Linked DNA regions of Homo sapiens: region 1 is linked to region 2. A link is an interaction called in ENCODE POLR2A ChIA-PET data of the cell type or tissue named here. Cell type or tissue: A673. All regions are shown on one strand. Links, peaks and the distances in the headings refer to the core of each region. The heading gives the core; the rest is flanking DNA.

What was found. Peaks named below come from ENCODE experiments on the same cell type or tissue, not always from the same donor. Only the 100,000 strongest peaks of a DNase experiment are listed, where the experiment ranks them.
Region 1: POLR2A ChIA-PET joins it to region 2 with 6 read pairs; 2 of 35 experiments call an interaction of 5 or more read pairs at or near these places.

Annotation. Positions count from the first base shown.
Region 1 is chr20:17,243,439-17,259,149 of GRCh38, reverse strand. The region is part of intron 1 of PCSK2 (proprotein convertase subtilisin/kexin type 2); the gene reads right to left. The region is part of intron 4 of LOC105372546 (a long non-coding RNA gene); the gene reads left to right. Among named protein-coding and RNA genes, the nearest start is that of PCSK2, 24 kb to the right of the region's middle. In A673, for the core only: no CTCF peak of the experiment used is centred there; no DNase peak of the experiment used is centred there.
Region 2 is chr20:17,349,378-17,365,088 of GRCh38, reverse strand. PCSK2 (proprotein convertase subtilisin/kexin type 2) reads right to left here. Exons shown (of 12, transcript NM_002594.5): 3 at 6,649-6,762; 4 at 4,449-4,557. Among named protein-coding and RNA genes, the nearest start is that of PCSK2, 130 kb to the right of the region's middle. In A673, for the core only: no CTCF peak of the experiment used is centred there; a DNase peak (open chromatin) is centred at 7,628; H3K27ac peaks cover 2,939 bases.

The DNA.
Region 1 (15,711 bases), core at 4,870-12,869, 110 kb after region 2:
GTTTGGAAGAAAAGGGAAGCAGATGTGGTTGATTTGATAGAAAAGTTTTCTAACATAGATGGGGCCAATCTGAGATTTTTAGATCACATAGAACCTCAGTGTGGCTCAAATATTTCTTAAAGAATATTTATTATTATTATTTTATTTTTAATATAAAGAAAATGTAGAGTAAATTTAGAAAACCGAAAAACACAGATAACAAAGTAAAAATTCTTCATGTTTTCTTTTTTGGCAGTATTGGAGTTAGGTTACCTTTTTGTTTTTTTTCCTCTAGGCCTACCTACTTGTAAGAGCAAATGATTATTTCCTTAATAGTCAAATGAGTGAGTTTTAGATCTTCTTCCTTGCTTAAACACACACACACACACACACACACACACACACACACTACATATTATGCAAAGTGGTTCTTCTCTTGTCACTCAGATGCTATCACAGACTTTCACTTACTACCTCCTTTTTTCAAATTTTTATTTTGGGTTTGGGGGTACATGTGAAGGTTTGTTACATAGGTAAACACGTGTCATGGGGTTTATGGTACATATTACTTCATCACCTAGACTACTTCCTTCTTTTGAATGGCTGCATATTATTCCATTACATGGGCTATACCATGACTTATTTAGCCTTTCCATTATTGATGCATATTAAGATGCTTCCATTTTTTTTTACATTCAAAGATAATGCTGTGTGTTGGGGTGGGGAAACTTCAGGTATGATAGAATAAGAACCTTCAAAAATCTACTGCTATAGAAAAGCAAATAGAACTCTGAAAAAAATTGCCAAATCAACTTATTCAGAACACAGGAAATTGACAAGAGGTTTGCAGCAACCCGAAGGGTGTTTATTCAATAAAAAAGTTGAATCTCAGTGATAATGGCAAACTCTGTGCTGTTTTAGATTGCCCTATGACCATCCTCTTCTTCATAGCTCTGCAGCATCTTTGAACATGAACAACCTCACAATCACAGCAGCTGTGAAAACCAGTAGCCAAATACATAGTAGAGGGTGCAGACTGGGTTTAGAGTTATTTAAAAAGCTCCATCCCTAAATAATTGCCTGGAAGCTATCTGGAAAAGTTCCATTTATAGGATTTGTTGTTATTTGATCTGTCCCAGGGTTTGCTCAGTTGGAAAAGTCCTACTCCCCAGGGAATTTGTCAAAAATAATCAGTGGCAAATTTTTAAGGTTGCAATTTCCTGAAGTAGCAATATGAACTGGGGCAAATAAAAGGCTGGACAAAAACCTTTGTAAAAGAATCTAGGGAATAAGATGTCCATTGAAGGCTTTACAAAGCTCTAATATATTCCTGGACACTTAGAAGGCCATACACATGGGCAGAGCTGTACACACAACCAGGAAATATCTAAGAAGGCCCTAAGTGCTCACCTTTAGTTGACTTGATGTCTCTTTAAAAACAGGAGGTGAAGGCCATAGCAGAGTTTAAAACTGCCTGCTTGAGAATTGAGGATATGTCCCGATATACACAACAGAGCCCCTTAGCAAAGGGTAAAAACAAAAAGCCTTATTGATTCAAGGTCTTTAAGAAAACCTCTGCCCTGTCATTGGCTAACTATTAAGTTAACCAAGCAGATTCAATGGCACATTATAGAAATTACAGACTTTATAGAATTAGTCCAGAAAGACATTAAATAAGCAAATAGAAATAAACATATGTGTGCATGTATCTTTAGAGTAGAATGATTTATAATCCTTTGGGTATATACCCAGTAATGGGATTGCTGGGTCAAATGGTATTTCTGGTTCTAGATCCTTGAGGAATTGCCACACCATCTTCCACAATGGTTGAACTAATTTACACTAACCACCAACAGTGTAAAAGCATTCCTATTTCTCCACATCCTCTCCAGCATCTGTTGTTTCCTGGCTGTTTAATGATCACCGTTCTCACTGGTGTGAGACGGTATCTCATTTTGGTTTTGATTTTCACTTCTCTAATGACCAGTGGTGGTGCATTTTTTTTCATATGTTTGTTGGCCACGTAAGTATCTTCCTTTGAGAAGTGTCTGTTCATATCCTTTGCCCACTCCTTGATGGGTTTTTTTTCTTGTAAATTTATTTAAGTTCCACAATAGCAAAGACTTGGAACCAACTCAAATGCCCATCAATGATAGACTGCATAAAGAAAATGTGGCATATATACACCATGGAATGCTATGCAGCCATAAAAAAGGATGAGTTCATGTCCTTTGCAGGGACATGGATGAAGCAGGAAACCATCATTCTCAGTCAACTAACAGAGGAACAAAAAGCCAAGCACTGCATGTTTTTACTCATAAGTGGGAGTTGAACAATGAGAACACATGGAAACAGAAAGGGGAACATCACACACTGGGGCCTGTGGGGTTGCAGAGCTAGGGGAGGAATAACATTAGGAGAAATACCTAATGTAGATGATGGGTTGATGGGTGCAGCAAACCACCATGGCACGTATATACCTATGTAAGAAACCTCCATGTTCTGCACATGTATCCCAGAACTTAAAGTATAATTAAAAAAAAAGAAAAAAAAACAGGGGTGGGGGTGCAGGAAAACAAATAGCAATAGTAAAAACAACAAAACCTAGAAACAACAACAAACAACCTGGGGAGAGGTAACTCTGGTTTCCAAACTGTCATATTACAGTATTTAAAATGTCAAATTTTCAAGAAAAATTGTGAGACACAAAAAGAAATAAGAACATATGCTCCACACATAGAGGAAAAAATAATAAAAACTCTCTGAGGAAGCCCAGATGTTGGACTTACTAGACAAAGACTAAACTATATAACTATAAATATTCACATGATATTATATATAGATATCACTATACCCAGACATATGTTCAAAGAAACCATATCTAAAGAACTAAAGGAAAGTGTTAGAATGGTGAATCATCAAATAAAGAATATCAATAAAGAGATAAAAATAATAAGAAGAAAGAACCAAACAGAAATTCTGGAGCTAAAAAGTACATAACAGAATTTAAAAATTTATCAGAGAGCCTCAATAGCAGTAAAGAGATTGAATTAGTAATTTTAAAACTTTCTGCAAAATAAATACTGATGAATTCTACTAATCCTGATTAGTTCTACTAATGTTTAAATAAATAATTCCAGTCCTTCAGAAACTCTTCCAAAAAATGGAAGAGGAAGAATCACTTCCCAACTAATTCATTGAGGCCTGTGTCACCCTGACATGAAGAAAAGACAGAAATACCACAAGAAAAGAAAACTACAGATTGTGATCCCTTACAAATATGGCAAAAAAATGCTCATCAAAATAGTAGCAAACTGAATCCAGTCACATATAAAAAGGATTTTCATCATAACCAAGTAGGATTTACCCCAGGAATGCAAAGTTGTTTTAACATCTGAAAATCAATTACTATAATAAATATATCAATAGAATAAATAACAAAAACCACATGAACATCCCAATGCAGAAAAACATGTGACAAAATACAACATTCTTTTATAATAAATACGTTTTAAAAAATTAGGAATGAAGGCTGGGTGCGGTGGCTCACGCCTGTAATCCCAGCACTTTGGGAGGCTGAGGTGGGCAGATATCAAGGTCAGGAGATCAAGACCTTCCTGGCTAACATAGTGAAACCTCGTCTCTACTAAAAATGCAAAAAATTAGCTGGGCGTGGTGGCAGGCTCCTGTAGTCCCAGCTACTCAGGAGGCTGAGGCAGGAGAATGGCATGAACCCGGGAGGCAGAGCTTGCAGTGAGCCGAGATTGCGCCATTGCACTCCAGCCTGGACAACAGAGCGAGACTCCGTCTCAAAAAAAAAAAAAAATTAGGAATGAAAGGGAACTTTCTCAATCTGATAAATCTATCTATGAAAAACTCACAGCTAACACCATAGTTAATGGTGAAAGGCTGAATGATTTTCTTAAGACCAGAACAAGACAAAGTTATCTGCTCTTGCCACTTCCATTCAAGAGTGTACTGGAGATTTTAGCTAATGCCATCAGGCAAGATAAAGAAATAAAGGCATCAAGATTGGAAAGAAAGAAGAAAAACTATCTCTATTTGCAGAAGACATATCTTGTACATAGAAATTTATAATGAATCCAGAAAAATTATTAGAATTGACAAAAGAGTCAGCAAGGTTGCAGAATATAAGATTAACATGCAAAATCAATTATATTTCTATACACAAGCAATGAACAATCCAAGCATAAAGTTAAGAATATAAGTCAATTTAAAATAATATCAAATAAGTAAAATACTGGGGAATAAATTTAACAAAAGAAGTGCAAGATGTATACACTGAAAAGTACAAAGCATCACTGAAAGAAATTAAAGATCTAAATAAATGGAAAAGCATCTCATGTTCACGGATTTTTTAAAATGGCAATGCTCCCTAACTTATCTGTAAATTCTATACAATTACTTTCAAAATCTCAGCTGTCATTTTTGCTTATCCTAAAGTTCAAATGTAAACTCAAGAGACCAAGAATAGCCAAAATAATCTTAATAAAGAAGAACAAAGTTGGAAGACTCACATTTTTCAATTTCAACACTTCTTCAAAGCTAAAGTAATCAAAGTAGTATGGTACTGGCATAGGAGAGACATATAGTAGTTTAATGGAATAAAACTGAATCCAGAAATAATTTATGATAATCAACTTATGGTCAATTGATTTTCAACATGGATGCTAGAACAATTCAATGAGAATGAATAGTCTGTTCAAGCACAGTTTTGTGCTTGGACAATTAGATATTCACATGAAAAAAATGAATTTGGATTCCTATCTCATACCACATGCAAAATTTAACTCAAAATGATTAGTAGTCCCAAATGTAAGAGCTAATATTGTACAACTCTTAGAATAGAACATATAAATAAATCTTCATGGCTTTAGGTTAGGCAATGTTTTCTTAGATACAACACCAAAAGTGTAAGAACATAAATTGTACTTCATTAAAATTAAGAATATTTGTACTTCAAAAGAAATAGCGAAGGAAACGAAAAGACAACCCACAGATTGGAGAAAAATTTTGAAAATCATATCTCTGATAAGGATCTCGCACAGGAATGTTTTAAAAATGTTTACAATTCAACAATAAATTCAAGAAATCCAATTAAAAATGTGCAAATTAGAGGAATCATTTCTTCAAAGAAGAAGTAAAAATGGCCTATAAACATACAGAAAGATGTTCAACATTATTAGACATCAGAGAATGCAAGTTAAAACCATGAGATATCACTTTACACACACTAGAATGGGTAAAATCAACCCCTGCCCAACTGCACCCAAACCAGCAAGTGTTGACCTGGATAGGGAGGAATTTGAACCCTCATACACTGTTGGTGGGATAGTAAAATGGTACAGCCTATTTGGAAAGCTCTTTGGCAGTTACTTAAAATGTTAAACATATAGACTTGTCATATGACCCAGCAATTCCATGTACGGGTGCATATAAGAGAAATGAAAACATACATTTACACAAATTCTTGTATACAAATGTTTATAGCAACATTATTCATGATAGTCAAAAACTAGAAACAACCCACATTGCTATCAATTGATAAAACAGTAAACAAAATGATATATATGTACAATGGAATATTATTTCTAAATGGAAAGGAATTAAGCAATGACACATGGTAAAAACACGGAAGAACCTTGAAAACTTAATGCTAAGTTAAAGAAGCCTGACAGCAAGGTCATATATTGTATCACTTCTTTATATGAAATGTCCAGAATAGACAAATCTATAGAGCTGGAAATTAGATTAGTGGTTGCCTGGGGCTGAGAGGGGACAGAAATGAAGAGTGATTGTTAATGGTCCAGGATTTATTTTAAGGGTGGTAAAAATATTCTAAAATTAGATACTGGTAATGATTGCACAACTTTGCAACTCTACTAAAGATCACTGAATTGCAAATTTTTAGAGGATAAATTTTATGGCATGTGAACTATATCTTAATCAATTTGCTATTAAAAATGCTATGATGAACAGCTTTGTGATTATCACTGTTTGTATAGATGAGAGTTTTCCTGTAGGATATATCCTAGGAATTCAATCTCTAAGTCGTAGATTATGAACACTTATCATTTTGATAGATACTTCAGAAAAGTTTCCCTATAAGGTTGTATATTCCAAGATTCACCGAAAAGTAAATAAGAATAAAAATATCCTTTTTCCCATTCTCTAAGTAACACTGGATTGACATTTATTAATGATATTTTAACTGCAGCCAATTTATAGGCAAAATGTTTCATCTTATTTGAATATTTTTAATTGTTTTGAAAGTTTGAGCATCTTTTCATATGTTTATTGACATTTTAGTTTCTTCTCTTTTGTGCATTTTTCTATTGTGTATTTTTGTGTTCCTTGTCATAAGCCAGGCACTGTGTTTGGTGCTGGAGAGACAAAGGTAATGATGATATGGTCTCAGCCTACAAATAGCTCACAATTCACAGGGAAGGAAGATTTGCACACAGCAATCTATTAACAGTACTCTGTGGTGGAGTGGTTTAAGAACATGAGTTCTGAAGCCAGATTGCCTTGGTTTAAATTCTCGCTCTTCCTCGTAACAGCGCTATGACCTTTGGCAAGTTAGTTAACCCTTGTGGGCCTCAGATTTTTTACTTATAAAATGTTTTTGTTATGGGAATTAAGTGAGATAATGCATGAAAAGTGCTTGGAATAATATCTTGCACTCAAGCATAAGTTACTCTTTTTATTGTTAGAATAGAATGTGCTGTAGCAGAGTTATTCACAAGCTGCTATGGAAACCCAAAGGAGAGGTTATTTCAATCAGAGGGATACTTGGGGAATATTTCTTAGACTTTTTGGAGAAAGGGGAGGGCAGTCAGCTTAAGAGACTCTTTTCCACTTCTGTTAAAAATTATATTTTTCTAGTGTTTTAATTTTGAAGAGTGTGGCTGTTTAAAGCCACAGCTTTTTTTTAAACACTCCCCATATCAAGAAATGAGGTCCATGATTCCAGCCCTTGCATCTGGGGAACATGATCACTTTAATTACGAGTATGGTGGAAGTGATGCCATGTGACTTCTGAATCTAAGTCATAAGGGGCCATTAGACTTGTGCCTTGTTCCCTGGAACACACTTGCTCTTAAAGTCCTGACCTACAATTTAAGAAGTCCAACTCCTCTCAGGCTGCCATGTTATGAGGAAGCCCAGGCAACATTGAGAAGCATGTGTAGTGCTTTGCCTGACAATCCTGGAAGAGCGCAGCTTTCAAGTCATCCCATTTATGGTGTTAAATGCACATATTAAGAAGCTTTCACATGATTCCAACTCCAGCCATACCAGTCATCCTCTAGCTGTTGAGTCTTCCCAACTGAGCCTCCACACATCGTGGACCACAGACAAGCCATTTCCACTGTGCCCTGCCTGGATTACAAATTCCCACATTCATGAGTATAATAAAATTGCTGTTTTATACCACCAAATTTTGGGTTGGTTTGTTACTCAGCAATGGACTACAGAAACAAGTAGCTAGCTGAAAAAAAAGTTTTATTTCTTCAGCTTTCACAGCTGTGTTAACATAAAACTCTACAATAATATTGGTTCTGTCTGTCAACTGATGACACCGTCTTGGAGCAGCTCAGATAAAGGCTCTCAAGGGACATCCCTGGCACAGGGGGACAGGCCTGGACTCAGATCAGCAGATACTGGATGATCTTCAAGGCATAGCCAACTTAACCAGGGGTCTTTTCTGTGAATAAAAATTTTTTAGAACATTGTAGCTTTTGTGATTTAGTTCCTGTTCACTAAAAGCCATATTCCCCATGGCAAATTTAACATAAATATTTCGTGTGATAATTCCAGGCTCAATGGTTCTTAAATGTTTTCTCTACTTAACCCTGCTGATATACTCTGGATAATATTAAGATTTAATAAAATAAAAAAAGTGAGGGGAGAGGAAGAAAATGTATGTGTGCTGTATTTTGCTTTCCAAAAACTTTCTACTTTGAACACTATCAGGTAGTATGAAATTTGACCTTTTGTTTCTTATTGCAGGAAGCATTATGGATCTGATAATTTTTTTTTTACTTTTAATTTTTTGGAGTCTCACTTTTTTGCCCAGGCTGGAGTGCAGTGGTGCAATCTTGGCTCACTGCAACCTTCGCCTCTTGGATTCAAGCAATTCTCCTGCCTCAGCCGCCCGAGTAGCTGGGATTACAGGCACCTACTTCCACACCTGGCTAATTTTTGTATTTTTAGTAGAGATCAGGTTTTGCTGTTTTGGCCAGGCTGAGCTTGAACTCCTGACCCCAAGTGATCTGCCCGCCTTGACCTCCTAAAGTGCTGGGATTACAGGTGTGAGCCACTGCATCTGGCCTAGAACTTAGAATTTTTAACACTAGAAAGAAAATTTGGAGTTGTTAAGTGCCAGTGGGTATCAGAGGAACATATCTTACCATGATTCTGGCTTGTTTTAGTGTTTTTTTAAAATAAGAAATTAAATGTAAACTGAGGTGCAGGGAAAACTCTTCCTTACAGTGGAATTGCCATTAATAAATGTAGAAGAAATGATGGACATTGAATATCATCATTCAGAAAATGTCATAATAATAGTAATTGTGGCCGGCAAACATCTCCAATAGATGCTAAAATTAATAGGTGAGATACAATAATAAACAATGGGAAATGTATCTTTATAGTGGAGAAACCTGGCAGAGACCACTTTACCCAAGCGATCTAAGTTAACTTCACCAGTGATGAGTCATGCTATGATGCACTAAGAAGGGCACATTGTTCATGTGATTTTCTCACCAAAAATACATAACGTGTATTTATTCAGGTAGAACCATCAGACAAACTCATAACTGACCAGTACTCTTTAAAGTCATCATGTTCATAAACGACAAAAAAGAGCTGCAGAACTTTTCCAAATTAGAGGAAACTAAGGAGACATAACTATTAAATATAATCATATTTTGGATTGAATCGTGGATCAGAAAAAAGGACACTAGTGGGACAACTGGAACATTTTGAATAAGGCCTGTAGCTAATAGTATTATATCAATGTTTATTTCCTGCCTTTGGTAATTTTGCTATGTTTACCTAAGACGTTAATTTTGGGGAAGCTGAATAAAGAAGGGTATATGGAAACTCTGCTTCTTTTTAAAAGTAATGTTTTTATTGTGATAAATATATATAACATCAACTTTTCAATTTTAATGATTTTTAAGTGAATAGTTCAGTGATATTAAGTACACTCACATTATGCAACTATCACTATTATCCATTACCAGAACTTTTTAATCATCTCAAACTGAAACTCTGTACCTACTGCACAGTAACTCTCCATTCCCCCCCCAGCCCTGGAATCCACCTTTCTACACTCTGTCTTTATGAATTTGATTTCTCGAATTAGGTTATATAAGTGGAATCATACAGTATTTGACTGTTGGTGCCTGCCTTATTTTACTTAAGCACAATGTCTTCAAGGTTCATCATGTTGTGGCATGTGTCAGAATTTCCTTCCTTTTTACGGTTAAATATTCCACCCTGTATACCACATTTGGTTTATCCATTCATCCGTTGATGGACACTTGATTTGCTTCCACCTTTTGGCTATTGCGAATAATGCTGCCATGAACATAGGTGTACCTGTGTGCTATTTATGCAACTTTTTTTTTTTTTTTTTTTGAGACAGAGTCTCGCTCTCTCCCAGTCTGGAGTGCAGTGGCGCGATCTCGGCTCACTGCAAACTCCACCTCCCAGGTTAACGCCATTCTCCTGCCTCAGCCTCCCGAGTAGCTGGGACTACAGGCGCCCACCACCACCCCTGGCTAATTTTTTTGTATTTTTAGTACAGACGGGGTTTCACCATGTTAGCCAGGATGGTCTCGATCTCCTGACCTCATGATCCGCCCGCCTCAGCCTCCCAAAGTGCTGGGATTACAGGCGTGAGCCACCGCGCCCGACTTAATGCAACATTTTTAAAGTCTAAATTATTTCCAAGATGCAAGTTAAAAATGTAAAAATATTTTAAAATTTAAATTTGAATGACCTCAGAAAGGTCATGTATTTCCTAGTTTCAAATCAGAACCCACCTACCCCTGCACTTCCTATGGTCACACACTAAGCTCCCTTTCCACGGTTGTGTTACCTTAGGCTACTGAGTTGCATACCTGGCTTGGTCTAGCTGCCTCATTTTTTTAGAGAAGACACTGTGGCTCAGGGGGTGCCAGGGCCTGACCAGATGAATGGGAGCTCTCTGCAGAAATCCCAGCTCTCCTGAGTGTAAATCCACACTGCTTGTGTGGTGGTCCTACTCTACGTCCCAGCCCCTTTGTAACCATGACTAGGAATCCATGAGATTTTGGCCTGGAATTCCTGATGGAGATGAGTGGGACTCAAGGACAGCCAGGTTGATGGGTGACATCCCCACTGCTGTGATCTTGGGACCCTTGAGTCTGGATTCTTTGGGATTCTTTCTTGGCTATGAAAGAAAATGGAGCTAATTGGTCTCATAAAGCTAAAATTTGAACCTCTGACGAGCTTACTCTTATGCAATAAACAGGTAAATTGACTGATCATGAACCTAACAAAAGACTAACCTGTAGGCATTGGTTATTTTTCTGGGCCTTTTTTGTCTCTTGCTTTTGGAGTGCAGACCCAAGATCCACTGTCTTCTGAGCATCTGAGAAGCAGCTGCTTAAGAGCTTTGTGCAATCATAAGCTCCACCGCAGGGAGAGAAAGACAGATGCTATGTGACTTACAGTAGTATAAGGTACTTGCTGCCTACACAGACCTCAAGGATGTAAGGCTGATCGATGCATTCCTGAGATTCTTAAGTAGACTGCAAATCTTGCAAATAGCAAAGACATATTGAACACAGTGGTAGATTCCCAAACATTCACCTGAGTATCCTAGTAAGAAGCCTCTCATACTGCGGGCATTTAGTATGTTTTGAAATGTTTTCTTCATTGAAACACACACACACACACACACACACACACACACACACACACCCTTTTTTATATCATCACTTTGTTCTCTTAAGGCAAAATATGCATGGTTCCAGAAGGAAGGAGAAAAAGAAGTGAATGAAGAACTCGCAGCAAATTGTCAGCTTGAAGATTCAGGCTGGGTGACAGTATAATAATGCTGCTAAGTCAGACTTGCAGAGTTTTTAGAAATTCTCATTATGCCACAAAAATGTATGGATCTCAGCAACACTTCTCATTGTCTTCTTTCTTTTCCTCTTACTTCCTTTTCCCATTGAAAACTATGGCTCCAAGCTATAGCACCTCTCTGAACCCACACACTCCATTTTCCCAGCAGTAGGGAACTCCAGGGAACTGGCAACCAATTGTGAACAGATAAAAAGAAGTGTTAAATTCTCATGGAGCCTATTTCCTGCTTCTTTTAAACACTAGAGTTCTCTTCCCTTAGGGAATCTGTAGATGCTCCAGAGGGTCTGTGACCTTGGCATGGCCTCCATTCCAAATTTTGTGCATCTGTGCATTCGCTTGTTCTCAGGAGAGTCTACTGCTTATTACAGATTCTCAAATGGATTCAGAACCCTCAGAACAGTTAAGGCTTCCCGGATCAGACTCTTCACTTTTCCTTTGGCTGCTTTCTTTGTGTTTGTCCACTGTGCTGGTTTTCATGGTCCTCAGTCAGGCTTAGTCGGGATCTAGTTTGGTAGAACACTGGACATCATTTGCTATATAGGATTTTTATAATTTTATTTGTAAGAGGGACTGCTGTCAAGAGGTTTAAGAAACAAAAACTGGCAGACGAAACAATCACCAAGGATTGAAAACTGGCTCAGTTGATAATTGCTTGTCCATTTCATTTGGGGACCTGAATTTTACCAACAGGGATAAGCTCTGCATTTTATTGACTTTCTCAGAGACCGTTCTTTATTTCCTTCAATTGCATGCAATCTCTTATAGGCAGAACATGATGCCCAGGAGTAGGGATGGGAGAGAAAGGGAAGCTCATTTGAATTTAGGTCTGGGGTAGGCTGCTGGAGGATGAGAGACCATGTGGAGAAGAACTGATGTGTTCTTTTTCCCCATTCATTTTTCACTCTTCCTAACATTTCTTTCTCCTTCCAAGTCAAGTAGGAAATGGGTTTTGCACATTACTGATATCTGCCCAGAGATGATTACTGGTTTCCCTGGATTGTGTGCAAGGTAAAATGATCTCAGTGATAATTCTAAAGGTACCTAATAGACAGGCCTGAGTTTCAACTTCAGAGCAAAGGGAGAGAGAAGAACAACTTCCAGAGTGATTTTATTTCTTAATTATCAACAACATAAGAGTGACTATGTCTAATCTAAAACACAAATTAAGTATCTATTTCCATCACTAAAGAGAAACCACTTTTTTTTTTTCAAGCAGAATTATTTATCATCAGTGAAACAACAGCTGCTCTCCCAGGCAAGGATGGGATAGTCTGATTGACAGCCTAGGACCACTAGGGGACAGACCACACTCTTCAGGTCCACTTTGGACCACGTCCCCCATGGAATGCGTTGGACCCAACTAACTTCCATAGCAGAGAGTAGAGGCACCATTCATTCAGGCATTTTCTGGAGGATATCCTGCATTTACTATTCCACTGTTAAACCAGGAACATGGAACCTCTCTTGGTTCATACTTTTACATTCTCCTTTTTACGTTTGTGACTTACATTCTCCTTTTTAATTTTGTGACTTACTATCGAAGACTGATTGTGAGTAATTACTGTAATTTCTCTGATCATCTGCCTTGTCGTGTTCTCATTGTCAACCTCCAACTGAATATCCCCAGTCAATTCTAATAGAGCCGCTCCAACCCACAGCCAAGTGGATTGTACACACTTTATAGTAAGGAAATAGTTCTTGCTTATAGGAAGAGCCATCCACTAGGCTGGTTTCGAATACAGTAGTAGGGAGCAGAAGAATCTTAAATGAAAAAGAAAATTGAGGTACTGACATGTTGCCTAAATATTCATCTTTCAAAATTATCTTGGTATGCTGGAAAGAATTATCTCTCAGAACACAGTCCTCGGAATGCCTGGATTGCAAGCTCTATGGGGACAACACCGGTTTTGCTCATGTCCTAGGTGCAGAGTATCATGTCATAGATACCTGCTGAGTAAATTAAAAAGATCAGGAGGTTCTAGATTCTAGCAAGAGTTATTAAGTAGTTGTGCTATTCAGTGTGGATGACTAAGGTTATGGAGTTCTTTGGGCATTGGTAAGACATTTAATATATTGGGGGTCAAGCAGGCTGTCTAACTAAGCGAATCAGGTAAAAGACAATAGAAAGTGGTGAGGATTGTGGTAAACTGGAGGGTACGTGCTCCTCCACAAGTCAAACAGATTGAAAGCATTGTGCTGGCCAAACTCAATTTGTGATCCAATGAGTGATGCACATTGCACTTGTTAGCTCTGAGCTGTCTAGGACTCTGCTAAGCACAAGACAGAAGGCACATCATAAGAGATATGGAATGAAAAGAAACTCATGAGATTGAACACGAGGTAAAAATACTCTCAGATATTCTAGCAAAAAAAAAAATCCTATCAATTACAGATGAGGCTAGCATTCTCTGTTACTTTGGTCTGTAGTCAGGTCCAAGCTCTTTGGAGCAGCTATAGAAAACAAGAGAAGAAGTTAACTACTCCCAAACATCAGCTTTGGGTTCAGAGTTATTTCTAAATAAAGGAGAAAAGGGGGTGAAAAGTAGATGTCTAAGCTAGAAAATTACATGCTAGTATCTTCACAAGCAAGATATCCCTTTAAAAAGCTAGAATAACCCACAAGAATGCTGCATTTGGCAAGGTCGTATAAAGTGTAATTTGTTAGTGAAACCTTATTGGTACCCTATTAAATTCCACACAGATAACAAGGCTAGAGGAAAGGAACTTGTGTTTGATATCTGTCTGCTTGAAAAAGTAATTTCCATTTTTTTAAAGCAGGTGCACTTCATAGAATCTCAGCATATTTCCACTGGAGATGACCTCCACGTGTATCTAGCACTATGTCTCACTTTGCAGAGACTCTGAGGGTGAGAATGTAATCATCTGAGCTCTTCTTCGGGAGGAAACTGTCTCTATTTGGGATAATTCTGTGATGGTTGGTGGGTACCTGAGGTCATGGGTGCCTAGAGAGCAAGGAGATCTGACCTGCTCTGCCTGGGAAGAATCTGCCCACACCCATGAGAGGAGGAGATACTAAAGAAACCAAGGGGCAGATAAAAGAAGGTGGCGAGGATCTGGCAAGAAATGTGAGGCTGGGCAGGAAGAGGCCACCGCCCGTGCCCAGTGATGAGGGGATGAAATGACTCCTCAAAGCAAGTGCTTACTTAAAGTTCTTTGTGTTTGCAACATAAATCCCCTCCTGGCACCTGTGACATCTTCAGGAAAATACATTCTAGTCACAGATGCCTTGGGTGAATGGTAAGAGTTTTTTGGTGAAGGGAAATCAAGGGAGTTGGCTGAATTTTACACTTGAGTAACCATTGTGAAGAATGATTGTTTGGGTAGGAAGGAGACATAATTTATTAACTGGAAAGTTTTGGTAGAAGTAGAAAACTGTATCCAGAAGTAAAACGAAAATCTAGCTCCACTCCTAGAATTTAAAGGAATATTGGGAAGGGTTAAGACTTCTACAGGGTACATTATGGGGATTTGAGTGGATCTTATCTACATCTCAAGGGTCCAGGTATTTCTAGTTGACATCTGGATTACATAGATGAGAAAAATGAGGTTCAAAAAGTTGAATTATGTGGATGTGGTCACACTGCTCTATAGTGGCAGAGCTGGGACAGAAACCCATTGTTGGTGACAAAGTTTAACCCAGCTCTATTTCATAGAGGGAGAGACCTCAATGTTAGTTTTGCATCAATGTACACATTTTTTCTTTTAGCAGTAATTTTTTTACTTTTGAAATAATTTCAGACTTATGGAAAAGTTGCAAGAATAGTGAAAATAACTCATATAGCCATGTCACCCAGAGTCCCCAATTGTTAACATTTTACTGCATTTAAAAAATTATTTTCCTACATATACGTATTACTTTGGTGAATCATTTGAGAATAAGTTGTAGATGGTGTGTGTGTGTTTTCTAAGAACAAGGCAGTATAAGTATCAACATCAGAAAGTTAACTCTAATGTGATATCATTTTCTAATTTACAGACATCACTGATATGTTGCCAACTGTCTTAATAGCATCCTTTATGGAAAAAAAAATAAAAAATCTGGCCCAAAGTTCAATCCAAGATCACATGTTGCATGTGGTTGTCATTTCTTTTTTTAATTTGGAAGAGTTTCTTAGTCTATCTGTCTTTCTTTTATGACGTTAATACTTTTGAAGAGTACAGGCCAGTTATTTTGCAGACTGTCTCTCAATTGGGATCATCTGCTTTCTCATCATTAGATTGAAGTGATGTATCATGGCAGGGGCATTACACACGTTGTGGTGTGTGCTTCTTGATGCGCTGTTCACAGTCTTAAATGCAGCTACCTCCACTTCACAGTAACTGCTCTGGTCTCACCTACGTAATAGTGACTTACAAACTGAGCACAAGACATAATTGTGGGTACATTCAGTGCTATTTGCTCACATGTTTCTGAGCATCCAAGTGTGAGAATGCCAAATAACTAAAAAAACACAACTTACTTCGGTGGACTCCTATTGCTATAATTATCCAAACAAGGCCAGGTATGGTGGCCTGTAATTCCAGCACTTTGGGAGGCTGAGACAGGAGGAT
Region 2 (15,711 bases), core at 3,759-11,758:
GTCTAAGGTATTTTGTTACAGCATCAGGAACGGACTAAGGCACATTGTAAACATCTACAGCCAATCCCCTGGAGTCCTGTTGGGGCAGGATAGAGTTTATAGCCACTCTGGTGAGTAAGACATCAAGACCAAACTATAGTAAAGCACAATATGTGGGCACTCTTTTTGACGGTCCCAGCTGAGCTCCAGTGGCAACCAGCAACAACCACCAGCGATAGGAGTGCACCATCATGGATGTGCAGCCCAGCGGGGCCTTCAGAAGACTGCAGCCCAGCTAACATCATAACTGCATGAGCAACACTGAGTGAGCAGTGCCCAGCCAGGCTCTTCCCAGATTCTTGTGCCACAAAATCATGATTAAAGATAAATAGCAACTTCAAGCTGCTAAGTGTTGGGGTTGGATATGGTTTGGCTGTGTCCTCCCCCAGATCTCATCTTGTTGGGGGGACCCGGTGGGGGATAATTAAATCATGGGGGTGGGTTCCCCCATACTGTTTTCGTGGTAGTGAATAAGTCTCGCAAGATCTGATGGTTTTATAAGGGGAAACTCCTTTCACCTGGCTCTCACTCTCTCTCTTGCCTGCTGCCATGTAAGACACGGTTTCATCTCCCGCCATGATCGTGAGGCCTCCCCAGCCACATGGAACTGTGAGTCTATTAAACCTCTTTTTCTTTATAAATTACCCAGTCTGGGTATGTCTTTATCAGCAATGTGAAGATGGACTAATACAGGATTATCTGTTATGCAGCAAAAGTAACTGGAGCAGTCACCCTGCTGGACCTTCCTACTGTTTTCTATGTGATGCAGAGTTCTAAATCTCTCAGAAGGGTGTGGGTGACTATGTGGTCCTCAGGTTTGAATCTTTTATTTATTTATTTATTTGAATTTATTGAAAAAACTGTCTTTTGTCCTGGAGAATTTCCACATCCTGGTGGTGTCATTTTTTTTTTTTTATACTTTAAGTTTTAGGGTACATGTGCACAACGTGCAGGTTAATTACATGTGTATACATGTGCCATGTTGGTGTGCTGCACCCATTAACTCGTCATTTAACATTAGGTATATCTCCTAATGCTATTTTGAATGAGGCTCCCATTCATAAAGTCTCACCAGGAAGGCAGAGCAAAGGATTAGGTTTCAAGTACCAAGAATGGTGGTTAGAATTAGTTGTGAGACTTTGGGCAGTTTCTTGCCTCCCTAAACCTCAGTTTCTTCATCTGTAAAATGGCGATTATAATAATACCAACCTTAGGGAATAACTGTGGTTGTATTTCCAAAATGCTAAGCAGTGTCTAGCACATAGTGATTACTCAATAAATGTTCGTCGTTTTTACTGTTAGTTGTTTATTCTTACTTCAGCTTGAAGCTCCCTCTGACCTTAGCTCGCTGGCCTTCCATCTCACTTCCTTGGCTCCATCTGATAATGGCTAAGGGCCTTGACCCATGCCTTCTCTGATCTTGTGTGATCTTGAGAACCAGCCATCTGCCCTGAATTACTCTTGGGCTGGATGACTCTTGTCCATCCCTGTATCTTGTCATGATCACATTCCATTTTCCAGGTCAAGTTCCCAACTCTAAACAATTCCATTACAGTAAAAGGGCGGAAGTTGTCATCATTAAATGGGGTCCTTGCTAATATCTACATAGGTGAAATGTCCTAGTAGACCCTTAAGAAATAATTTCTGCCCCTTTAGACAGCAGCTAACCATGGAGGTCCTCTCCTAGTGATATGTAGCATGTGGAAATGACATTGCTTTGTACCTACGTGAAGGCAGCAGATATTTATTGAGCATCCATTGAGTCACTGGATCCAGCAGAGGGGATGATGGCTGAGTTTGGAGTTGGGCAACCAGAGATGGGAGGGCAGTGATTAAAACTGGCTGTCCACAAATTTAAACTTCTGCACGCAGATGATTGAACATTTGCCACACAGGCCAACATGTGGAGAGACAATGTTGATAGAATATGACATTAGTTTTGCCCTTAGGTATCAGGGTTGGCATCTGTGTCTGTCTTTAACCTTATTTTGGAATATCTTGCCAAGAAAATGTCTGGGACATGGCACCATACCATTCATGCGTGCAGGTCGTTAAGAGAGAGAATGCAGTACTGATGTTGCCAGCCTTCCCGGTTCTAGCTGTGAGGACAGAGATGGCCAATTACATGGCAAGAGCATCTGTCCTTGTCCTCACCATGTGGGGAGCTGCCCTTGTCCCAAATGTGCTCATTTTGCTATTCAACAGTGAACTTGGATACTTTTCTTCAGTTATCATATGGAATAGCATGTGATGCATTAAAAATGGCCACAAATTCAGAGTTTATTTCCTTTCCACTTGAATCTGGATTGGCCCTGGGACCATTCATCCAACATAAGTGGCAGAGTTACCGGTGCCCATTCCAGGTCTAGCCTTTAAGAGGACTGGCAGCTTCTGCTTCTTCTCTTTTGGAAGGCCTACTCTTGGGAGTCCTGAGCCACCTATAAGAAATCCATCTACCTTGCTGGAGGCCTCATGTGAGAGGAGAGGTCCTCAGACTCCATGGAAAGGGAGGGAGGCTGAGCCTTTTCAGCCTCCCATTGGAGCCTCTAGTTGACTCCAGGGTCAACTTCCTTCTGACTCCACCTGCATGATAGACTCCAGTGGAACTTGCAGAACTGCCCAGATGAACTCCAGCAACCCACAGAACCGTGAGAGATAATAATATGGTTGTTTTTTAAACCACTCAATGTTGGGATTCTTTGTTCTGCAGCAGTAATTGACTAAAATGAAGAAGAAACCAGGAATTGTAATTGGGGGGCAGAGTTTACTTTTGTGGGAACCCAAAGGCCATTAATCAGCTGAAGAAAGAACATCAAATGAGAAATTCTGCTGAGACTTTCTAAAGGGCTTGCCTTTGCATGTGGAAATGAGTCAGGAGCCAATGACTTTAGGAGTCAGTCAAAGAGCTTTCAGTTAAAGTATTCTGAAATGGGCATCTACAGTACTCTTGGAGGTTTCCTAAGAGCAGAGCAATGCACATCTGTTGGCACTTTAGTGCCACTTTTAGGGTGGCTTCTCTGATCCCCGGCTGGGGATACCCAGTAGGATATGCTGTTAGAAATGGTCATGACAATATCTCCTAGGTAGGTTTTCCCCAAATCCTGATGCATTGTTTTCCTGGGTGAGCTGGCCTGAACCCCTTTGGAACAGTTTTCAAGAACAAGTGTGAGAAAAGAAGAAACATTTATAAACTCCTGACATCTGAGCACACACACTCTCATGCAGGGCTCCTTTCTTCTTGTGAGAGCCCTTGGCCTCTGGAGGAAGGTTTTACATCCACTTAAAAATGTCTCACACATCAAAAAACATTGAGGCATTGTTTTTATGTTGATATTTAATGAGCCCACACAAGACAACGCAGGTTTTAAGCAGGCTGGCTCCTCTTGGTTTCCTCTGTCATTTCTGCTTCAAAGCCTCACTTTAAGGAACATAGTGTTCTGTTCTTTGAGGATCTTCGGATGGGAAAGGCTCAACTGTTTCATCTCTGTGTAGCCTTTGTATATAATTGGGTCAATAATGCACAGTAGAGCTTTTTGCTGGCAGACCCAGATGGGTGATGGAGGGCAACAACACATCCCCAGTGAAACGACCACAGGCGGCAATTCTCCACAATCTTGGCAGGGCCAAGGACGTGTGTAGTTGGAAAAATGCCAATTCATCAAGCCCATTGGTTTTCATATCACAAACTATAGAAAATGAAGCTCTGCTAAGTCTTTGGTAGGCACGCAGGTTGAATAACATGTAAGGGATGTCTGTAATAAAAAGTTATCAAAGGCTACTTTACAAGGGTTCATTCTGAAAGCAGCAATAAAGTCAAATTTCCCCAAGCTCCAATCCTGTTACTGAAAAGCTGTTTTATGGATGTAGAGTCACGCTAATGTAACTATCTGTGATGATGAAAATGGAATTGAATTTCAGCAGCTGCTAGCCCCATGTGGATATCAAGAACTTGAGGCTAGTGTGATTGAGGAATTGAAATAAAATTTTACATTTTATTTAACTTTAATTAATTAAAATGTAAAGTTAAATAGGCACATATGGCTAGTGGTGACTACATTGGATAGTGTGAGTCTAGAGAAATTGATGGTGAATATAAAGAGTTTAGAGGACATTTTAAGGTAAAGTGTAAGCAGTAAGAAATTATGGTTGAGTGATAGGCAGCTTTCATTTATTCATTTGTTTAGCTTATTATTTATTAATTCAAAAAATATTTGTTAAGTGCAACCTCAAGTTTGAGGACCACTGATTGGAAGAAAGGTGAAGATCTGGGCACAGTGCAGTGTGGCCATCATGCCCAGTATCTTGCTGTTCCATCTCTGGTTAGCATCTCCAAAACAATACAACTTTTATCAAAAGGCAAGCAAAGGCACGCTTATTTCCAAATGAGGCACAGGCTTCAAAATACTCACCATCATCCATAATTCCAATGGTAACACCTTTCCCTGTGTATCCCAGCTCCCAGGCTTCAGCCACATTCAAATCAAGGCCAGGAGTGCCATCAGCTTGCCCAGTATTGATCTGGTACAGGAATTTCAAAGCAGAGAATGGTATTAGTTTGGTGTTGTAAAGCACCCATGTACATATTTACTTGACATACTCTATAGCCATCTAATATTTCAGGACCAGCTCAAAGGCCACATCTTCCATGAAACAGTACTTTTGGGTGTCCCTCCCAACCTACCTATAGTGTTTCCTCTCCATTTTTTTTTTTTTGGTATAAACACTTTGTGTTTTCTGTTTTCTGTAAATATGCAAACATAGTTTCAATCCCCTAATATCTTATAACTAGATCACTATCTTTAAACTTTTTCCATAAGAGAGCTGCTATTGCAGGAAACCCTCCCTGATTTAGAATTAAATGCTCACTTTCATAGCTCTTTGTTTCTACCTCATGTTTTGAATTTACAGCATATTGTTTTGGATTATTCTTATTTGAATATAACTTCTTACTAAATAACAATATCTTTTGCAGGAGATGACATGTCCTAGTTAATCTTTGTAATTTCAGTGCCACCACACTAAGTCTTGTTCAAAAGTATTTGTTGAACTGAATTAAAGAAAACTGGCTCACCTTTAGTGCATGTTCTAATGCAGAAAAATAAATCCTAAGGCCCCTCATCCTGGCCCCCAAAAATATTTCAGAAAAGAAAGAAAGGAAAACAAAGAGCAATTCCACAGTAATATGTCCACTCCCAATCTTCATGTGTCTTTGTACTGTGTAGGTTTTCTCCAGGATGGATTGTAAAAAAAATAATGAAGTCAGAGCTTGTACTGGCAAAAGCCCACAGTGATCAGTGGCTGTTATGATATTGCTAAAACATTGTATGATTGTCATTGGGGCTCTTTAAAAAATTTACTGTGCTCTTTCTTCTAAAGACATGTTAAGACTACACACCTCTCCACCCACTCTGAAGTTAGAATGGCGGATGACTGATTTTGGCCAATGACATGTGATCTCATGTGCCATTTTTTCACATCCAGGCAGAAGCTTTAAGAGTTTCTTTTAAAAATTCTACAATTTGCCCCTTTTCCTTGCTGAAGGGCTTATGAAAGCAGTGTGGGAATGGAGCTCAGATGGAGGTTGGTCAGCCTGCGTTTCTGAGCAATTATGAAGCATTAGTCGTGTAGCAAAAGTGAGAAACAAGCCTTGCTTTTGATAAGCTACTGTGATCCGAGGGTTGTTCATTATTGCAACAAACCTAGCCTATCCTAACTAATACAAGTACACTCATTCAATTACCCATATTGGATTTTCGGACTTCCATGCCAAAAAGCATAAGTCAGAGTCAAGCTCTGAAGCCCCAGAAGGGAAATTGTGATGAATTCCTGTAATGTAGCCGTCCACAAGGCTGTAATTTAGTTCTCTCTCTTGTTCATCACTTTTTAATCTTAAATAAAATACAGCTTCATTCACATTTACAAATTAGTCACTCCCTTTCTGTCAATATGCCCTGCAGTTCAGGTTGGTTTGGAGTCACTGATCCCTTTTTAAACATAGCTTGGCCAATCCAAATGGATCATGATGAACTGTTGGTGACCCACAAAATGCTCACTTCACCAGGCAAAATGGGTTTTAGTGCCTCCAGGCCTGCATCAGTTAAGCCCCATGGAATTGATTTCCTGCCATTGTTTTAGGAAGCATTAATAGATGCTCTTTTTGCTACTTTAGTCTCCAAGCTTTCTTGCTAGCCCCTTGCAAAGTCATTGGATCCTTTCTTTTAGGCCTGTGACTTCATTATGTCCCCTGTTACTCTGTCTGTTGAAACCCCTGCATTACTCTTCCCAGACCTCTGATTTGACTTTTATATAGTTTTGCTAATCTTCAGTCATACACTGGTGCACTTTTTCAGAACTGAAGAGAATTCCACTAGTTGTTGGTCATAGCCTCCACCCTAGGAGACAAGGGCTACTTAGCAGTTCCAGAAGAAAGCAGATTAGAGAACTAGATGCACAGGTGGTGACAGAAAATCAATACATATGTAAGGGGACAGAGAGGGTCACTGGGTTGGATACTGGCTAACATCCTAGTGAATAATGAGGATACAGGAATTCATCTTTTATCCAGAGTCTCAAGATGGGAAATGTCCAAAAGGACATAAAGACACTCACCAGATACCACTGCTTTGTAAAAAGAGGATCGTTCATGTTGATGTCGATCTCATTGATGTCTCTGTAACCTCGCTTTTTTCGGTCAAATCCTTCCTGCTGCAAAGCCATCTTTACCTGGAATGACAATGCTGACATATTACCTGAATATAATCTGAACATTCTGTCTTCTGGAATTTGTTTCCATGAATCCAAATTTCATTTGTATATCAGGTGTATTTTTTTCTTTGGCAAAAGCAAGTTCATCTCATATACATGCTCACCTTACCATTATTATTATTATTTTGTATTTTTTTGTAGAGATTAGGGGGGGTCTCGCTATGTTTCCCAGGCTGGTCTCGAACTCCCGAGCTCAAGTGATCTGCCTGCCTCAGCCTCCAAAAGAGCTGGGATTACAGGCGTGAGCCACTGTGCCTGACCCGTTACCATTATTTTATGAGAGCATTTACTTATGGTTGCACTGAACAGACAGGCTTTGGTGATGACTCAAAGTGAGTTTCCCTAAAGTAAGAATTAGATAGAGAAAAGTATTCTTTTTTTTTTTTTTTTGAGACAGAGTTTCGCTCTTGTTGCCCAGGCCGGAGGGCAATGGCATGATCTTGGCTCACTGCAACCTTGGCCTCCCAGGTTCAAGCGATTCTCCTTCCTCAGGCTCCTGAGTAGCTGGGATTACAGGCATGTGCCACCACACCCAGCTAATTTTGTATTTTTAGTAGAGACAGGGCTTCTCCATGTTGGTCAGTCTGGTCTTGAACTCCCAATCTCAGGTGATCCACCAGCCTTGGCTTCCCAAAGTGCTGGGATTACAGGCATGAGCCACCGCACCTGGCTGAGTAAAGTATTCTTAAAGAAGATAATGTGGTAGGGGTCATTAAGTGAAATAAAACAATGGAACATTTCTATTAAGGAGAGAGGACTGATGTGGATTCAGGAAGAGAGAGAGTGAAAACAGCATGTATAATTTTTCTGGATGGCTTCCCAGTCTTTAATTTGTTGACAGTGCTATCACGTTTGAGAATCTGCTGAAAAAGAAAACTTCCCCAAGACAAGAACAAACAGACAAACAATGAGGCCAGCATGGAGAGCCAACAAATGCCATAGCAAAGTCCTAGAAGGTAGAGAGGAACCTCTGAGAAGAAATTGATGGATGGTGTGTCCTTGCACTGACAACATTTCAATTTTGGACAGCCAGAAAGAACCCCAAGCTCTTGGATGTAAATGCAATTTAGGAGCTGAGTTAGTTCAAGCAGCTTCTGGCAATGGCTAGGCTTTGTTTTAATCAGGAAACTTGTTTTCACTTGGACAAAGACTAATTTATCATGCAACAGTTGTGGCCAGTCTCCGAACATGTACAAACTCAAGGATTATGCACATATATAAAAGGGTGCTGCTAGATATTACTATTATATTTTGTAGCCCAACATTTTTTTTCCTCTTCCCAAATCTCCCCAGTGTATTTGGGGGAATTACTTCCAATCCATCAGGTTCTGTGTTGGTGGAGTGAAGTTCTAGGTGCCCGCCTGCTGCAGGCATTAGAGTCTCCCTCTGCCTTAGGGGTGCCTCTGTGGGTGTCTCTTTCCCAGGATTTGAATCTTGGGAAGGTGAAGCAAGGACCAAGATCCCCTGGAGCCCATTTATCCTGGAGGTTCCCTCACCAGGCTCTTCTAGTAAAAGATCCTCACTATGTTCCTGCAACCCAGCCCCGGAGCTTTCAAGACTGATCCTCCAGCTGCCCATTGATTGTGAGCCCCCGATATCTTCCTGACAACTTCTCTCTGGTTGAAGTGAAGCAGAATCCATTTCTGTTGCTTGTAATCAAGAACTCTAATGGATACCAGATGAGAGAAGGACAGCAGGGCCCAGGTCGAGAATGACAGCAGGAAGAGAAGAATGAAGAGACCACAGACGTGGCAGAAAACCCTTCCCCTCCTTACTGCACTGCCTTGCAGAGGATCCTGTGAAAGGCTAGATCCTCACTTCTTTACTCTGCACACTGACATGAGAAGGCCTGAAGCTCATTTACCAGAGAAATTGAAGCCACACCAGAAAATCTATACATGTGGAAAACAAGTGTTAAGTGTGGCATTGGCTCTGGGAGTTCTTTGGAGGTATTCCAACAAAGGACAGTCACAGTCACTGTGGCAAGCTTAAAAAAAAATCTCCCCAAAGAAATGTGAAATAATTAGAAAAATGGGATAGATGGGTATTTTTATAACGGCAAAAATTTGGACCTAACTAGTGCCCATCAAATGGAGATAAATTATGATTCAAAGGTACATATACATATATATATATACTTATGCACATGTATGTGTGTATATATATAAATATATATGTGTATGTGTGTATATATGTGTGTGTCATACTGTCACATATGTACATATATATGCACACACACATGTATATCCTCTAGGAAGCCATTGCCAAGATGGGATTAAATGTGCAAGTATTTTATGAGAGAAAAATACAAGAAACTGTGATGTAAGTCTGACCCCAAGTAAAGAACAGTGAACAAAGTTGGGCAAATTCATCCTTGATTCCCCTGTACTCTAAGGATGGTTTGGTAAAACTGTTGGGGATTAAATTTGAGGAGCCCTGTGTCTCCCAGAAATGGGCCTGCCTGAGTTCCCCTGCTGCTCGCAGTCACTGGGGGGAGTGTGGCCTTGTTGGCACAGTGACAGATTTCAGAGTGCAGCAGCTGGGGGCCTTGGTCAATTATTTTCCCTGAAGTCAGAGATTTTTGCAGCATATTCCCATAGCTCTCTCTCTGTGTGTGTGTGTGTGTGTGTGTGTTTGCGTGCACACATGTGCATATTCATTAACAGAATGTTTAAAATGTTGAAGTAAATGTATAGTTCTCCACCTGGAAACATAGCCATCAGATACACCCATCTCGCAAACTTCTTTCACTATGGAAGCAAGAGTGCCTCTTGCACTTGGGAAAGAAGGTGTCTCACTTTGGCCATTGCCTCTTCCCATTTTGGTTCCACAACGAGAGGCCTTTATCTGCTCTACTCACTAATCGGAGGCCTTGGTTGACTTTCACTGAGGGATTCCCATTCTATGGGACTCCTTGTCGTAAATAACTTCCCTGAGAGGATCTTCGGGGAGCAAGAGCAACTATCACATGGAAGTTTGAAAACTCTAAGCAATATGTTGTTTCTCAGTAGCGTAAGAACAAAAATACTCACATCAGATTTCACCTTTATAAATAACAGTGCAGGAATGGCTATTACAACCACTCCAAACTCATTTAGACCAAGTGTGCTCTAATGAAAAGACTGCTCAAATTCATTTCCATGAAATTAATTTTTAATTCCATAAATTAGGTTTTAATGGAAACTAGTGATGCTTAGGAATGCTGCATTCTCTGGGCACTGCCTCCTTGCAACTCAGCAATTTAGGAGTCTTGAGACTGAAGGGGGCTTTCTGAGTCTGTCAGTTTATCTTCTTGTCCACAGTTACACTTTGAAAGAGACGAACACCTTTAACAATATATGCTTTCACTTGTTACACACAAATAACTGGAAAACTTTTTTTTTTCCCCACAATGATACCATGTAACCCCATTAATCATGTTTATTGTTCTGGGTTCTCATTCAATCTTAATTCATATTCATACCTAATTTTTAAAGAGTAGTAATCATACTATAAAGTTGTGAATTCTTTTTTCACTGAGTATCCTACCATAAGAATTGTAATATGCTGCTACTTAGCTATCATACTTTAATTAAAATTAAAATTTAAGTAAAATTAAATACTAATGGCTACCTAAATGTTCCAGAGTCATATACCACAATTTATCCATTTCCCTCTTATTAGTCATTTAGATTGTTTTCCATTATAAATAAAATTACCATGACCGGACAGATTGGGTTATAAACTATTTTAGAAGACCTCTGGGAAAGACTGCAGTGTTACAATTCCATGTATGATAAAGCCCTTAATGTCAGAGAAATATTTCCGAGTGTCTAAACTATATTTTCACATTATTACTAAAAGGTCACTGACTTATTCTCTCTTCCTCCTTCTCTGAATTTTAGCCTTCCATACACTATACCTTTTATTACCATTTAGATGTGATACGAATAACATGCATACAACTTAATTATTCCCCTTCTCAGAAAATAACGTATAGTTCACTTCTGTATTTAGTTTTAGAACGCTTCCTCAAATAGGACCGTTGGCTTACACGTTTGTACAAATAAAAAACATAAGAAAGTAGAAGTCTTTGTTACTGGGTATCACTATTATTTCTATGAGAATATCTTTTAAACATTTAAAAAAATTTTGTTGTAATTTCAACTTTATTTTAGATTCAGGGGGCACATGGATATATGGCATGATGCTCAAGTTTAGGGTATGAATGATCCCATCAGCCAGGTAGTAAGCATAGTACCCAATAGGCAGTTTTTCAGTCCTTGTTTTCCCTGCTCTTCCTCTTTTCTAGTAGTCCCCATTGTCTACTCTTCCCATCTTTATGCCCATGTGTACCTAATGTTTAGTTCCCACTTATAAGTGAGGACTCCTGGTATTTGTCTTTCTGTTCAGGTGTTAATTTGCTTAGGATAATGAACTCCATCTGCATCCAAGTTGCTGGAAAGGACATGATTTTGGTCTTCTTTATGGCTGCATAGTATTCCATGGTGTATATGAGGTGTACCACATTTTCTTTATCCAGTCCACCTTTGATGGGTACCTAGGTTGATTTCATGTCTTTGCAACTGTGAATAGTGTAGCACTGAACAGAAAAGTGCATGTGTCTTTTTGGTAGAATGATTTATTTTTCTTTGAGTATATAGCTAGTAATAGTATTGCTGGATTGAATGATAATTTTGTTTTAGGTTCTTTGAGAAATCTCCAAAATGCTTTTCACAGTGGCTGAATTGATTTACTTTCTCATCAACAGCGTATAAGTGTTCTCTTTTCTCCACAGCCTCGCCAACATTTACTATTTTTTGACTTTTTTTTTTTTTTTGTGTGATGGAGTCTTGCTCTGTCACCAGGCTGGAATGCAGTGGCATGATCTTGGCTCACTGCAACCTCCACCTCCCGGGTTCAAGCGATTCTCCTGCCTCAGCCACCCGAGTAGCTGGGACTATAGGCGTGTGCCACCACGCCCAGCTAATTTTTTTTTGTATTTTTTTTGGAGACAGGGTTTCACAGTGTTGGCCAGGATGGTCTCAATCTCCTGACCTCGTGATCCGCCCGCCTTGGCCTCCCAAAGTGCTGGGATTACAGGCATGAGCCACCGCATCCAGCCTATTTTTTGACTTTTAATCAGCAATTCTGACTGTTGTGAGATGGTATCTCACTGTGGTTTTTGATTTGCTTTTCTGCAATGATTAGTGATATTGAGTATTTTTCATATGTTTGTTGGCCACCTGTGTGTTTTTTGAGAAGTATCTGTTGATGTCCTTTGCCCATTTTAAAATAGGGATTTTTTTTTTGTTGATTTGTTTAAGTTTCTTATAGATTCTAGGTATTAGATTTTTGTCAGATGCATAGTTTGCAAATATTTTCTCCCATTCTCTAGGTTGCCTGTTTACTCTGTTGATAGTTTCTTTTGCTGTGCAGAAGCACCTTAATTAGGTCCGCCTGTCAATTCTTGTTCTGTTGTGATTGCTTTTGGAGTCTTCATCATGAAATCTTTACCAAGACCTATGTCTGGAATGGCATTTCCTAGGTTTTCTTCTAGAGTTTTTATTGTTTGATGTCTTACTTTCAAATCTTCAATCTATATTGAGTTCATTCTTGCATATGGTGAAAGAAAGGGGTGCAGTTTTATTCTTCTGCATACGGCTAGACAGTTATCCTAGCATCATTTATTGAATAAAAAGCCCTTTTCCCATTGCTTACTTTTGTAGACTTTCTTGAAGATCAGATGGTTGTAGGTGTGTGGCTTTATTTCTGAGTTCTCTTTTCTGTTCCATTGTTCTATGTGTCTGTTTTTGTACCACTACCATGCTGCTTTGATTACTGTAGGCTTACAATATAATATGACATTGGGTAATGCAATGCCTCCAGCTTTGTTCTTTTTGCTTAGGATTGCTTTGGCTATTCGGGCTCTTTTTGGTTTTATAGAATTTTAGAATTGTTTCTTCTAATTCTATGAAAAATAACATTGGTAGTTTGGTAGGAAAAGCGTTGAATCTGTAGATTGCTTTGGGCAGTATGACCATTTTAATGATACTGATTCTTCCAATCCATGAGCATAGACTGCTTTCCCACTTGTTTGTGTCATCTATGACTTTTTTCAGCAGTGTTTTGTAGTTCTCCTTGTAGAGATCTTTTACCTCTTTCGTTAAATGTATTCTTAGGTATTTTATTCTTCTTATAGCTATTATACGTGGGATTGTGTTCTTGATTTGGCTCTCAGCTTGAACGTTATTGGCGTGTAGAAATGCTACTGATTTTTGCACGTTGATTTTGTAACCCAAATGTTACTGAAGCTTTTTTTATTAGTTCTAGGAGCCTTTTGGTTGAGTCTTTAGGGTTTTCTAGGTATAGAATCATATCATAAATGAAGAGATATAAGTTGACTTCCTCTTTTCCTTCCTGGATGCCTTTTATTTCATTCTCTTGCCTGATTCCTGTGGCTGGGACTTCCAGTACTATGTTGAATAGGGGTGGTGAGAGTAGGCATCTTTGTCTTGTTTCTGTCCTCAAGGGGAATCCTTCCAGTTTTGCCCATTCAGTATGATGCTGACTATGGGTTTGTCATAGCTGGCTGTTATTATTATTTTGAGGTATGTTTCTTCAATGCCTAGTTTGTTGAGGGTTTTTTTCTTGAAGGCATGATGGATTTTATTAAAAGTTTTTTCTGCATTTATTGAGAGGATAATATGGTTTTTGTTTTTCATTCTCTTTATGTGATGATCACATATATTGATTTGCATATGTTGAACTAACTGCATCCTAGGAATAAAGCCTTTTTAATTGTGGTGAATTGACTTTTTGATGTGCTGCTGGATTTGGTTTGCTAGTATTTTGTTGAGAATTTTTACATCTATGTTCATCAGGGATATTGGCCTGTAGTTTTCATTTTTCACTGTGTCTTCACCAGATTTTGGTATCATGGTGATGCTGGCTTTGTAGAATAAGTTAGAGAGGAGTCTCCTTGATTTTTTGGAATAGATTCATAGAATTGGTACTAGTTAATATTTTCTTTAAAATGAACAGATGGCTATTTCACAATTCCAGTTCAACTTTTGAACCTTAATTTGACATTTGTGCACAAATGTTGCTCAAGCAACTCTACCCATCCCTTACCCACCTCTAGTCTCTCTATGATGTGCCAGTTATGACCATGCTAAGATGAAGCAGAAAACATCCCTGTGCATTTGCATATGATTGTATACTTAACAAGGTACTTTTACTACATTAATTTTTTTTTTTTTTTTTTAGATGAAGTCTTGCTCTGTCACCCAGGCTGTAGTGCAGTGGCACCATCTTGGCTTACTGCAACCTCCGACTCCCAGGTTCAAGCGATTCTCTTGCCTCAGCCTCCCGAGTAGCTGGGACTACAGCCATTCGCCACCATGCCTGGCTAATTTTTGTTTTAATAGAGATGGGGTTTCACCATGTTGGCCAAGCTGGTCTCGAATTCCTGACCTCAGGTGATCCACCCGCCTCGGCCTCCCAAAGTGCTGGGATTACAGGCATAAGCCACCACGCCTGGCCTTAATCTTCCCAACAAAACTGTGGGGTTGGTATTGTTACGGTTGAGGAAAAAAAGGTTTGGAAGCCATTGTCTAACAGTTAAAACATGGCAGAGTCATCAGGTTGATGGATTCTCAATGCTATGAACTTTCGACTAAGCCGCATTGCCTCTCCCTATGGGCACATAACACAGTCAATCTTCCAGTATCTGGGACAACTTAACTGTGCATATAACTCTCTGAGGACCTGGGCCATGATCACTTCCCTGCTGGGCTGATAATTAAACAGCTGTTAATTAGCATTGACTGTGCTGGGGTGGGAGGGGCCAGGAGAAAGGGGAGCAAAGGGGAAACCTGCTCCAAAGATGGTGAGGGACGTCTTTGCTTGAAGTGAGAGCAAGAAAAGGAGCATAAAACACAAAACTAACATGTTGCTAAAAATACTGGTTTATTAATCTATGATGTCCTTGATTGTGTAAAATTATTTCTTGTGCCACTGAGAATTATTTTATTTACCACTATGATGGGTTGGATTGTGCTGTCCTGAAAGATATATTAAGGCGCTAACCTCCAGTACCTCAGAATGTGACCTTATTTGGAAATAGGGTCACTACAGGTGTAATTAGTTAAGATGAGGTCATACTAGATTAGGATGGGTTCTCAATCCAATACAGCTGGTGTCATTATACTAAGAGGGCCTAGAAACAAGGAGAATGCCATGTGAAGACATACAGACACACAGAGTGAAAGGCATGTGGAGATGGAGGAGGCAGAGACTGGAGTTAACATCACTACAAGAAAACAAGGTGTCCTCGCGAAGCAGAGGTCCCCAGCCTTGACTGCACAGTGCAATCACCTGGGAAGGTGGCAAAAGCCCTGTGCTCAGGCCAACCACCAGAGCAGGGAACTGAGAGTTGCTAGGGATGGGCCCTGGCCTCAGCGGTGTTTAAAACTTTCCAGGTAATTCAAATGACCAGCCAGCGTAGTGAGCCAGTGTGCTGGAGGAAGTATTAAAAATGTAGCAAAAGTACCCAAAGAGCATGAATCTTTTATTTATGAAAAACCTCTTAATTTGCATGGTAAGATACCTTGCCTTTATTATAGTCTGAGGATTTTTTTTTTCTTGGTAGGTTAAAACACTTTAGCTCTAACACCCATGGATGGGCTTGAGGACGCATCCATATGGGACACAGGATTAGGGCTGAAGATAGAAGTTACCTCTGGGCCCTGGCCTGGTCATCCTTGTCACTGTTATCTTCCTGGGGAGGGTAGAGGATCTGAGGCATTTCTGGGGTGTGCTCACAGAGCTGGGCACCAGATAGTGACAGAGTAAGTTCTTCCTCTCACAAGGTGTTAGAGGCAGGGCTGGGAAGTTTCGTTTCACGCTTTGGGAAGCTGGTAAGAA